Regions from separate parts of the Homo sapiens genome. Here region 1 is linked to region 2. The links are chromatin loops, found by intact Hi-C in ENCODE. Cell type or tissue: Caco-2. All regions are shown on one strand. Region 1 overlaps BAIAP2L1 (BAR/IMD domain containing adaptor protein 2 like 1). Region 2 overlaps BAIAP2L1 (BAR/IMD domain containing adaptor protein 2 like 1).

What was found. Hi-C counts contacts between places; a loop is a spot of excess contacts. Peaks named below come from ENCODE experiments on the same cell type or tissue, not always from the same donor. Only the 100,000 strongest peaks of a DNase experiment are listed, where the experiment ranks them.
Region 1: it touches region 2 in a loop (4-fold over the local background); 2 of 110 quality-filtered maps call a loop at or near these places.

What each region holds. Positions count from the first base shown.
Region 1 is chr7:98,358,484-98,363,483 of GRCh38, reverse strand. BAIAP2L1 (BAR/IMD domain containing adaptor protein 2 like 1) reads left to right here. Exons shown (of 14, transcript NM_018842.5): 2 at 1,052-1,127. Among named protein-coding and RNA genes, the nearest start is that of BAIAP2L1, 40 kb to the left of the region's middle. RefSeq lists enhancers at 314-1,075, 2,026-2,905, 2,906-3,783. In Caco-2, no CTCF peak of the experiment used is centred here; a DNase peak (open chromatin) is centred at 2,613.
Region 2 is chr7:98,302,023-98,307,022 of GRCh38, reverse strand. BAIAP2L1 (BAR/IMD domain containing adaptor protein 2 like 1) reads left to right here. Exons shown (of 14, transcript NM_018842.5): 11 at 507-584; 12 at 2,647-2,827. It also overlaps a transcript of BRI3 not described here. Among named protein-coding and RNA genes, the nearest start is that of BRI3, 23 kb to the right of the region's middle. RefSeq lists enhancers at 178-678, 679-1,179. In Caco-2, no CTCF peak of the experiment used is centred here; DNase peaks (open chromatin) are centred at 872, 2,942 and 3,372; H3K4me3 peaks cover 697 bases.

The DNA of each region.
Region 1 (5,000 bases), 56 kb before region 2:
AAATGAAACCTGGACACTGGCTGCACCATGAAATCCATGAGAGGGAAACTGTGCCTTCTAATCCTTAGCTGTGTGCACAGGGTCTGGCCCATGGTAGTTACTCCACACAACTTTGGTGAATAAACCAATCAGTGGGAAAATGCCAGGGAGGCAGGGCGCAGTGGCTCGTGCCTGTAATCCCAGCATTTTGGGAGGCCAAGGTACGCGGATAACCTGAGGTCAGGAGTTCGAGACCAGCCTGGCCAACATGGTGAAACCCCGCCTCTACTAAAAATATAAAAATTAGCTGGGTGTGGTGGTGGGCTCCTGTAATCCCAGCTACTCGGGAGGCAGGGGCAGGAGAATTGCTTGAACCTAGTAGGCGGAGGTTGCAGTGAGCTGAGATCGTGCCACTGTACTCCAGCCTGGATGACAGAGTGAGACTCCGTCTCAAAAAAAAAAAAAAAAAAAAAAAAAGAAAAAATGCCAGGGACATCCAGAAGTTTCCAGGCAGGCCTGTGTCCTGGGGCCATCAGCAACATGCTACCAATGCCCCCTTTCACGTCCCTCCCCGCCCACACCCCTATAATTAGGCAGAGTAAAAACAAAATCTCCTGGAAATTTCTATTCAGTGGATAGAAATTCATCGAAATCTATTTGAAACATTGCCTTTGTAAGTAAGTACAGGTAGCTGATCCTCCACAGGCGTTCCTTAACACTAGAATGAGAACCATTAGCAATCCACTCAAACCCAAGAGGATGCCAGGCCTACAGTCCCTGCAGGGTATGGTAGAGACATGAATGACTGCTGCCTGCTCCGCTTATAGCAGATTCCAGGCAGCCTCTTGGGCAACTGAGAACTGCCAGGGTTACGGGCACCTTGCCACCTGTGAGCCCTGTTCCATCAGGTAAGGGAATAGGTGTGCTTCATTATTTTTACATCAGCATTCATTACTTTGTAGACTGTGCTGTTAGGCATCCATAGCTATCCTGGGCCACACAGTGACAAAATCTGAAGATGACTTGGTTTATTTTTTATTTTATTAATTTGTGTGTTTTGTTTGTTTGGCAGAATGTTATGGAACAGTTCAATCCTGGGCTGCGAAATTTAATAAACCTGGGGAAAAATTATGAGAAAGCTGTAAACGGTAAGTCTGTTTTTCTGAATTGATTATATATAAAGCCACTCAGTAAATATGTAATTATTTTTAAATGCTTAGTATTGAATTTTTAAATACCTTTAAGTGGTTAAAAATTGTTCACAATGAATTTAATCTACAGAACTTTGCAATGACAGTACACAATGATATTAGCGTATTTGAAACAAGTCAATTGAATGAAAGTGAGGGTACTCTAAGTGATGTCTTTTAACTATAAAACCGTGCTTTCTACTTTTAAAACCAAATTCTTGGTAAACTAACAAATATAAAATGTGTACATGAGACATTTATAAGTTAGGGTCCTACAGCACAGAAATTATTCTCCTTTTATGTATATAAAAGAATTTCTTGTCTTTAGATGTATCACTTTTTTCATCTTTTTTTCCCCGATGTGTCACTTTTGATAGTTACATGAGAAACAATATTTTTAGCTTGAATGAAATTAGCTGCACGTGGTGGTGCGCGCCTGTAGTCCCAGCTACTCAGGAGTGTGTGGCGGGATGATCGCTTGTGCCTGGGAGGCTGAGGCTGTAATGAGCTGTGATAGTGCCACTGCACCCCAGCCTGAGCAACAGAGTAAGGGTCTGTCTCAAAAAAGAAAAAAAAGAAGAAATTTTTTTTAGCCTGAATGGAAAAACATCTAAATTAAACAGTTGGACTTAGGTTCTCATTTCAAAATATATGCTTCATTTAAAATGAACTTGAGTATTGCTATTGGCCTGTCTTTGTGATTAAAATGCATCAGTGATCACCTTAAAAACGCTAGCAATCACCAAATTCTAACATGGGCAAGACAGTTCTTCCCCAAAATGTAGCAAGTATCACCCCAAAACACTCAGACCCCAGTTTCACCCTCTCCCACCGCTCTACTTTTGTCACCAAGTAACATAAGTAGAAATGTAGTTTCTGACAGATTTGAAGGCAGCTTCAGATCAAGTTTTACATCTTCTTATCTCTTCTTTCTTTCTTTCTTTCTTTTTTTTTTTCCCAGACAGAGTCTTGCTCTGTCGCCCAGGCTGGAGTGCAGTGGAACAATCTCGGCTCACTGCAACCTCTGCCTCCCAGGCTCAAGCGATTCTTCTGCCTCAGCCTCCCAAGTAGCTGGGATTATAGGTGTACACCACCATGCCCAGCTAATTTTTGTATTTTTAGTAGAGATGGGGTTTCACCATGTTGGCCAGGCTGGTCTCGAACTCCTGACCTCAGGTAATCCACTCCCCTCAGCCTCCCAAAGTGCTAGGATTATAAACTTAAGCCACCACACCCAGCCTCTTATCTTTTTTGCCATACTGGTTGCTCCCTGTTGATATTTTGAAAATAAACCTGTGGCCTCACTCTCGCTCAGCATGAACCTGCCCCAGGAAAGGGTGTGAGCTGGCTAGACTGTGGACTCTGGGTGAGGAGGAGCACCATTGTGTGTAGTCGCTGGAAAAGTATACTGCTCATTTACTCTTCTGCCTTGCTGTGCTTTCGGAGATTTCAGCAGCAGGAAATGCAGCAGGTCTGGGATTTTGCTCCCTTGCCCTCCAGTGGTCCCCGTGACTTCTGCAAGTGCCCCTGTCCTCCAGAAAGCCAGAGCTGTGCACTGCTGACTCTCCCTCGAAGATTGCTTAGTCACAAGGCCACAAAGTCATTGCTTTAGATGTCCTTGTGAAGGAAATCACTGTGACCTGCAGTTTTTTTTTCTTTCTAGCATGAGCTGCCTCTTTTTTTTTTTTTCTTTCTAGCATGAGCTGCAGAGTTTTACAAGGTGAGCCAGTGAGCTGCCTACAGCTTAGCTTCCTGCTAACAAGGCTTCTCCCCAAAGGGCTCTTGACACTTTAGCACCTCCTGGGGAGTAAATACTTCAGAAGGTATTTCCAGAATTTCTGCAGGCCATCTGGTTGTGCCTTTGCTGAAGCCATTGAGAAATGTAGGTAAATGTGTAAAGTCCTTGGTGAGAATTTGGAAATAGTTGAGGCTGCCAGGTGTGCAGTCCACAGTTACGTTAGAACACAAGGCAGGCTGGGCGTGGTGGCTCGTGCCTGTAATTCCAGCACTTTGGGAGTCTGAGACAGGAGGATAGCTTTAGCCCAGGAATTCGAGACCCCGTCACTACAAAAAAAATTTAAAAATTAGCTCAGGCCAGGCGCGGTGGTTCACGCCTGTAATCTCAGCAATTTGGGAGGCCGAGGTGGGCAGATCACCTGAGGTCAGAAGTTCGAAACCAGCCTGGCCAAAATGGTAAATCCCTGTCTCTACTAAAAATACAAAATTTAGCCGGGAGTGGTGGCACGTGCCTGTGATCCCAACTACGTGGGAGGCTGAGGCAGGAGAATCACTTGAACCCGGGAGGCAGAGGTTGCAATGAGCCAAGATCATGCCACTGCACTCCAGCCTGGGCAACAGAGTGAGACTCGGCCTCAGAAAAAAAAAAAAATTAGCTGGGCATGGTGGCATGCTCCTGTGGTCCTACCTATCAGGAGCCTGGGGTGGGAGGATTGCTTGAGTCCAGAAGTTCGAGGCTGCAATGAGCTGTGATTGTACCACTGCACTCCAGCCTAGGAGACAGAGCAAGACCCTGTCTCAAAAAAATTAAAAAAAAAAAAAAAAAAAAAAACCCAGGTCTACAGGTGAATGGCTAGGAGCATTGTACAGACCAGTGTCACAAGAATTTGAGTGGTGTGGGTTGGTGTGGCCTGGAACAGGGAGGAGGCCCTGCAGGAGATGAGCTATCTGCCAGATGTTAGGTTTCAGCAGGCAGACACTACTGCACGCATAAAAGACAGCAAGTCGGCCGGGCGCGATGGCTCACGCCTGTAATCCCAGCACACTGGGAGGCCGAAGCGGGCGGATCACGAGGTCAAGAGATTGAGACCAGGCTGGCCAACATGGTGAAACCCCGTCTCTGCTAAAGATACAAAAATTAGCCAGGCGTGGTGGCGGGTGCCTGTAATCCCACCTACTCAGGAGGCTGAGGCAGGAGAATCACTTGAACCCGGGAGGTAAAGGTTGCAGTGAGCAGAGATCGTGCCATTGCACTCCAGCCTAGTGACAGAGCAAGACTCTGTCTCAAAAAAAAAAAAAAAAAAGACAGCAAGTAAGCCAGGACCTGGGGTCCACACTGGCATGGGTGGCACACTGCTGGGGCGTGGGCGGGATAGGGTCAGATCACTGTGCACTTGAATAGCAACAGTTTCTTATTTCTCCTATAAGGCAGGGCAGTTCTCCAGACCCTCCGGGCTCACTCCTGCACCTGCAGTCTTCTGCGGCCCGTGTGGGGCTGTGGGCTGGATGCAGCCCTGCAATGGGGTCTTTCCCCTTCAAGGAGGCCAGACTCTGTCCTCACTCAGTAGCAGTGGTGTCCTAAGAGTATAAGCCCCAGTGCCCAGCACCTCTCAAGTCCCTGCAGGAGTCATGCTTGCTGATAACCCGTGGGTCAAAGCAGGTCCCATGGCCACACCACCTGGTAGGGGACCACATACGCTGGGAATTCCGGGAGGTGTGATTCCTGGAAGGCCATTACTGTAAAAATCTACTACGGGCTCTGGGGTGTGTGACCTTACCTCATGGGCAGTGGGAGGACACCAAAGGCTTTGAGCAGAATGTTCACCCAATGAAACCATATTTTAAGGAAAAATTATCAAGTAGAAGTACATAGATTGGTCTAGACTGATGAAGTAGTTGGCCAACCACTAAAATAGAACTATGCTAGGTATGGTGGCTTATGCCTGTAATGCCAGCACTTTGGGAGGCTGAGGTGGGAGGATCGCTTGAGCCCAGGAGTTCAAGACCAGCCTGGGCAACATAGTGAGACCCTATTTCTAGAAAAAATAAAAAATTAGCTAGGTGTGGTGGCGTGCACCTGTAGTCCCAGTTACT
Region 2 (5,000 bases):
TCAGCCATAATTATGTGCACAAGCCTTCCTGTAACTAGCTTGTCAGTTTTCTAGACAGATTGTTCAGATGTATTAAATAAAACCAATATGGAAAAAAAAAGGGGTAATCCAAATCAAATTAATGTTATACATACAACATATATTGCTTTTTAGCTAGGCATGGTGGTGCACACTTCTAGTCACAGCTACTCGGATGCTGAGGCAGGGGGATTGCTTGAGCCCATGAGTTCGAGGCTGCTGTGAGCTATGATCGCACCACTGCACTCCAGCCTGGGCAACAGAGCGAGACCCTGTCTCTATTAAAAAAAAATTGTTAACAATACACATTGTTCAGTGTATGTGAAAGTCCATATTTACCTATTAAAAGCCTTAATTTCATTTCCTCCACACATGGGCGTTTCTGGAGCAGTGGACCTGTCTGCCCTGAGCTCTCACCAGGTTGTTCAGGGAGGTTGCCGTCCACATGTCTACTGCTGATAGGGTCTTTTCTCCCTCTTTGCCGGTAGGAGGGGTTGGTTCCCGTCGTCGTACACGAAGTTGCTGGAAGAAAATGAGACAGAAGCAGTGACCGTGCCCACGCCAAGGTAGCCCTGAACGTGGCTGAGCTCTCCCGGTGACAGAAACCCCTGCCTTGTCGTTTCTGTAACACACCACCATCTAGCTGTGTCGCAGGCCCTGCCCTAAGCCTCAGCTCTCGTGGACTAGTCAGAGATGAGACCGCGGCTCACAGTGCTGTCTGCCGTGATTTCTGTTGTCCCCGAGCTTTGCTGCTGTGAGGAGACCCAGCCCAGGCCACCTACTCCTCGCAGTCCTGCAGCCCTCTGAAACTCCCTCCCTGTGCCCTGCCCCTCCTGGTCGCTAAACCCAAGCCATGTGTTTTCCGTCCTTATCTTACACTTATCTTACCGTTCTTATCTTACAGCCCTTAACGCTGTTGTATGCTTTTTCTGGAATGTTCTCTGGCCCCGGCTGCTTGACCTGTGCTCTGTTTGTCTTCTGCCTCACCAGCTCTTTGCACCCCTCTTCTGCCCATCAATTAAACATCAGTGTTCTTGGGAGTCACCCTGGGTCCATCCTTCCTGCCTGTGCTGGGCCATCTCATCCACTCCCATGGCTTGAAATACACTGATGGGCTTTGCTGAGCACCTCCATGCCGAAAACCCCCAAATCCGTATTCCAGATCAGATACTAACAGTAGTTATTGCCTAGAGACTGTCCAAAGGACTTTGCATTGATTTTTTCACTTAATTCTCACAGCAGACCCATGAGGTGGGCCCCCACTTTAAAAAATGAGGAAACTGGCCGGGCACGGTGGCTTGTGCCTGTAATCCCAGCACTTTGGGAGATGGAGGCAGGAGGATTACTTGAGGCCACAAGTTCAGGACCAGCCTGCGCAACATAGCAAGATCCCCATCTCTACAAAAAAAATAAACAATTAGCCAGGGCATAGTGGCATATGCCCATTGTCCCATCTACTCTGGAGGCTGAGGCGGGAGGATCGAAGTTCACAGAACCCCCATAACCCATCCAGCTAGCCAGGTAGAAGGCCTCCAGGTCCGACGTTGCATTCCCCAGGGTCTGATGCTGTCTGCAATCTTCATCCCTAGCAGAAGAGCTAAAATGCCATTGTGCTGGGGAACAAAAACTGAGTAACACTTTTAGGATGTTAAAATTTCAAGTGTTTACATTTTTTTTTTTTTTAACTCTTAGCTCATTGCTCACTCCAGCTTTTGCTAGTCTCCAATTTCTTTCCTTAGATTAAATCAATCAAGAGCCAGCCCCTAATTTAAAAGGTTTCCTCTCCTTTTGTCATGTCTTTTAAATAATTTTTTGGCCAGGCGCAGGGGCTCATGCCTGTAATCCCAGCACTTTGGGAGGCCGAGGCGGGCAGATCACCTGAGATCAAGAGTTCAAGACTAGCCTGGCCAACATAATGAAACCCCGTCTCTACTAAAAAAAAAAAAAAAAAAAAAAACAAAAAACAAAAAAATTAGCTGGGCGTGGTGGCAGGCGCCTGTAATCCCGGCTACTTGGGAGGCTGAGGCAGGAGAATCACTTGAACCAGGGAGGCGGATGTTGCAGTGAGCCAAGATCGCGCCACTGCACTCCACCCTGGACAATAAGAGGGAAACCCCATCTCAAAAAAAAAAAAAAAAATTTCTTGTGAGGATATGTTTAGAAACCACTAAAAACATTAGTGTTTTAGGCCGGGTGTGGTGGCTCATGCTGTAATCCCAGCTGAGGTCAGGAGTTCAAGACCAGCCTGGCCAATATGGTGAAACCCCATCTCAACTAAAAATACAAAAAATTAGCTGGGCACACTGGCGTGCACCTGTAATCCCAGCTACTCAGGAGGCTGAAGCAGAAGAATCACTTAAACCTAGAAGGCAGAGGTTGCAGTGAGCTGACATCATGTCATTGCACTCCAGCCTGGGTGACAGAGTGAGACTCTGTCGCAAAAAAATTTAAAAAATACAGTGTTTTGTATTGATATATGTACTGTGTGTGTCTGTGTGTGTGAGATCAAGATCAGGTTTTGATTGGTGATGTACTATTACTGTTGTCCTTGGTCAGGGACACAGAGGATGTTTGGGGTTTGGTGGTGAGACATTATCTAACACGTGCTGTGTCCTTTTTGGGTTTGAGCCCCACACCAGTGAGAAGCATCAGCACCGTGAACTTGTCTGAGAATAGCAGTGTTGTCATCCCCCCACCCGACTACTTGGAATGCTTGTCCATGGGGGCAGCTGCCGACAGGAGAGCAGATTCGGCCAGGACGACATCCACCTTTAAGGCCCCAGCGTCCAAGCCCGAGACCGCGGCTCCTGTGAGTAAAGCCGCAGCAGGGCGTCCTGGGTCCTGGACTCGCCATCCCCGACTGGGAGGCGCAGGTCCTGTGGTGACCGCCTTGCTCTGCTCTGTCCCCAGGGGGAGAGTGGTGTCCCCGGGGAGGAGGGAGGAGGGGACTTGCTGCCTTTGATCCTCTAGATTCCCTTCTTTGTCATGCAGCCTTTCACCTCCTTGACTTCAGCCCTTCTTTCATGTGGACTCTATCTTGTCAGTGAGAGTTTACACACAGTCGCCTCTAGTTTGCTAGATTTTATTAGGTTTCTTATCTTTCCTGCCTGGCTGCAGTCTTCTAGCCATTGAATCACCATTTTCTTTCATTTTCTTATTTTCTGAAGAGAGGCTTACATTAAAAGTGGTAACTTCATCTTTCTTCAGAAAGTCTTTACTCCCAGGCACTGTGGATGTTATCTTTAACCCTAAACCTTCTAGGCACGGCGTTTAGGGTTAACGATAACCCTGAAAGATAACCCTAACGTGCCTCTGGGGGCCCAGCATGGAGGTCCTGGGCTCCCGGAACCAGTTCATCCATTCCCGCCACCGCACAGAGGCCCTGGTGTGGGCTCTCCAGCTAGAGGAGAACAAGGCCGGACTCTGCCTGCCTCTTCAGAACTTCTGTTCTAGTGATAGGAAGCAGACAATAAAAAATAAACAAAAACACTGACACTAGAAGCCATGCAGAGAATAACACAAGGTGAGGTGATGGCGTGGTGGGGAGCAGCGCGGCTGGACATCACTCCCGGGCTGGGTTGGCTGAGGTTAGTGCGCCCTGGTGTGAGACCTGTGGGTGAAGGGGAGGAGGCTGGGTGGTGGTGTCTGCACCCCTCGCTCCAGGAGCTGTCTTGCTTTGGGGCGAAGGAGCCAGGCCCCTATACCTTGTGTCCGGGGCCTTAGTTCAGCTGTGAGTGGTGCCCAGGTGTGGAGTGTCTTGATGATATGAAACGGATGTGCTTCTAAGATGTGCCTGCCCCAGACCTACGCGTGAGCCTTGAGGAGTCTGGGAACGTAGACCTGCCTCATTGTAGACTGCATTGGCATGATTTGGTTTAGGAATGCTAGCTTTTGAAACTTCATTCAAAATGTCTTTGAAGCCAGGTGCAATGGCTCATGTCTGTGTAATTCCAACACTTTGGGAGGCCAAGGCAGGAGGATCACTTGAGCCCAGGAGTTTTAGACCAAACTGGCAACATAGCAAAACCCTATGTAGACAAAAAATATAAAAAATTAGCCAGGTACGGTGGCACATGTCTGTAGTCCCAGCTGTTCAGGAGGCTGTGGTGGGAGGATAGCCTGAACCCAGAAGTTCGAGGCTGCTGTGAACTGTGATCATACCACTGCATGCCAGCCTGGATGACAGAGACCCTGTCTCATAAAAAAAGAAAAATGGTTTACAGTGTAGTTGTTTGAATCTGGATCCAAATCAGCTCCATACATTATAATTGGTGGATAGGGCTCGTGAGGCCTTTTCTAGCTACAGGTCCCCCCTCTGCCTCTTGTCCTTAGCAGTCTCTTTGTAGAAGAACCAGTCATTTGTCCTGGAGGGTGTCCCCCATCTGGATTTTGCTGTTGGTGTCCTTTCTGCGTTCCCCCGTGTCTCCTGTATTTCTGTAAATTGGTAGTTAGACCTCAGGCCCTGCTCAGAGTCTGTTGCTGTTTTGCTTGTTTGACTGTTGTGTTTTGCTGGAGCATTTCACCAGTGAGGAGGCACGTGTGGACGTCCATCTCTTTTTGTGATGTTAGTAGCTGTTGATGTTCGCCTAGCCTGCTGCTTTATTGAGGTTGGATAATGCCTTTTAAGGTAAAAGAATCTTGCCCCCAAAAATCACAGCTCTGGCATTGTAAGTGAGAGCACTGACACTTTGGCCAACCCTGGATAGTCTTCAGTGTTAGAAAATGAAAACGTGTCATTGTCAGCGTATTTATCGTGTGGATAAAGCTTGGTGAAGAAAGTACTGTCGCCGCCATTCTTACTGCAGGGAATTGGATAAATGGAAGAAGCCTGGTTGTAAGTATCAGTGTACTCAGTAATGACAGATTCCTCCTTACTTAGCACTGGGGAGTGGAAAGGTGACCTGGCTTCATTCTTAAACCTCTTCGTTGGCTGGATCATGACATTCTGTCAGTGTCGGGAGACTGCCAGCGCACGGTGCACG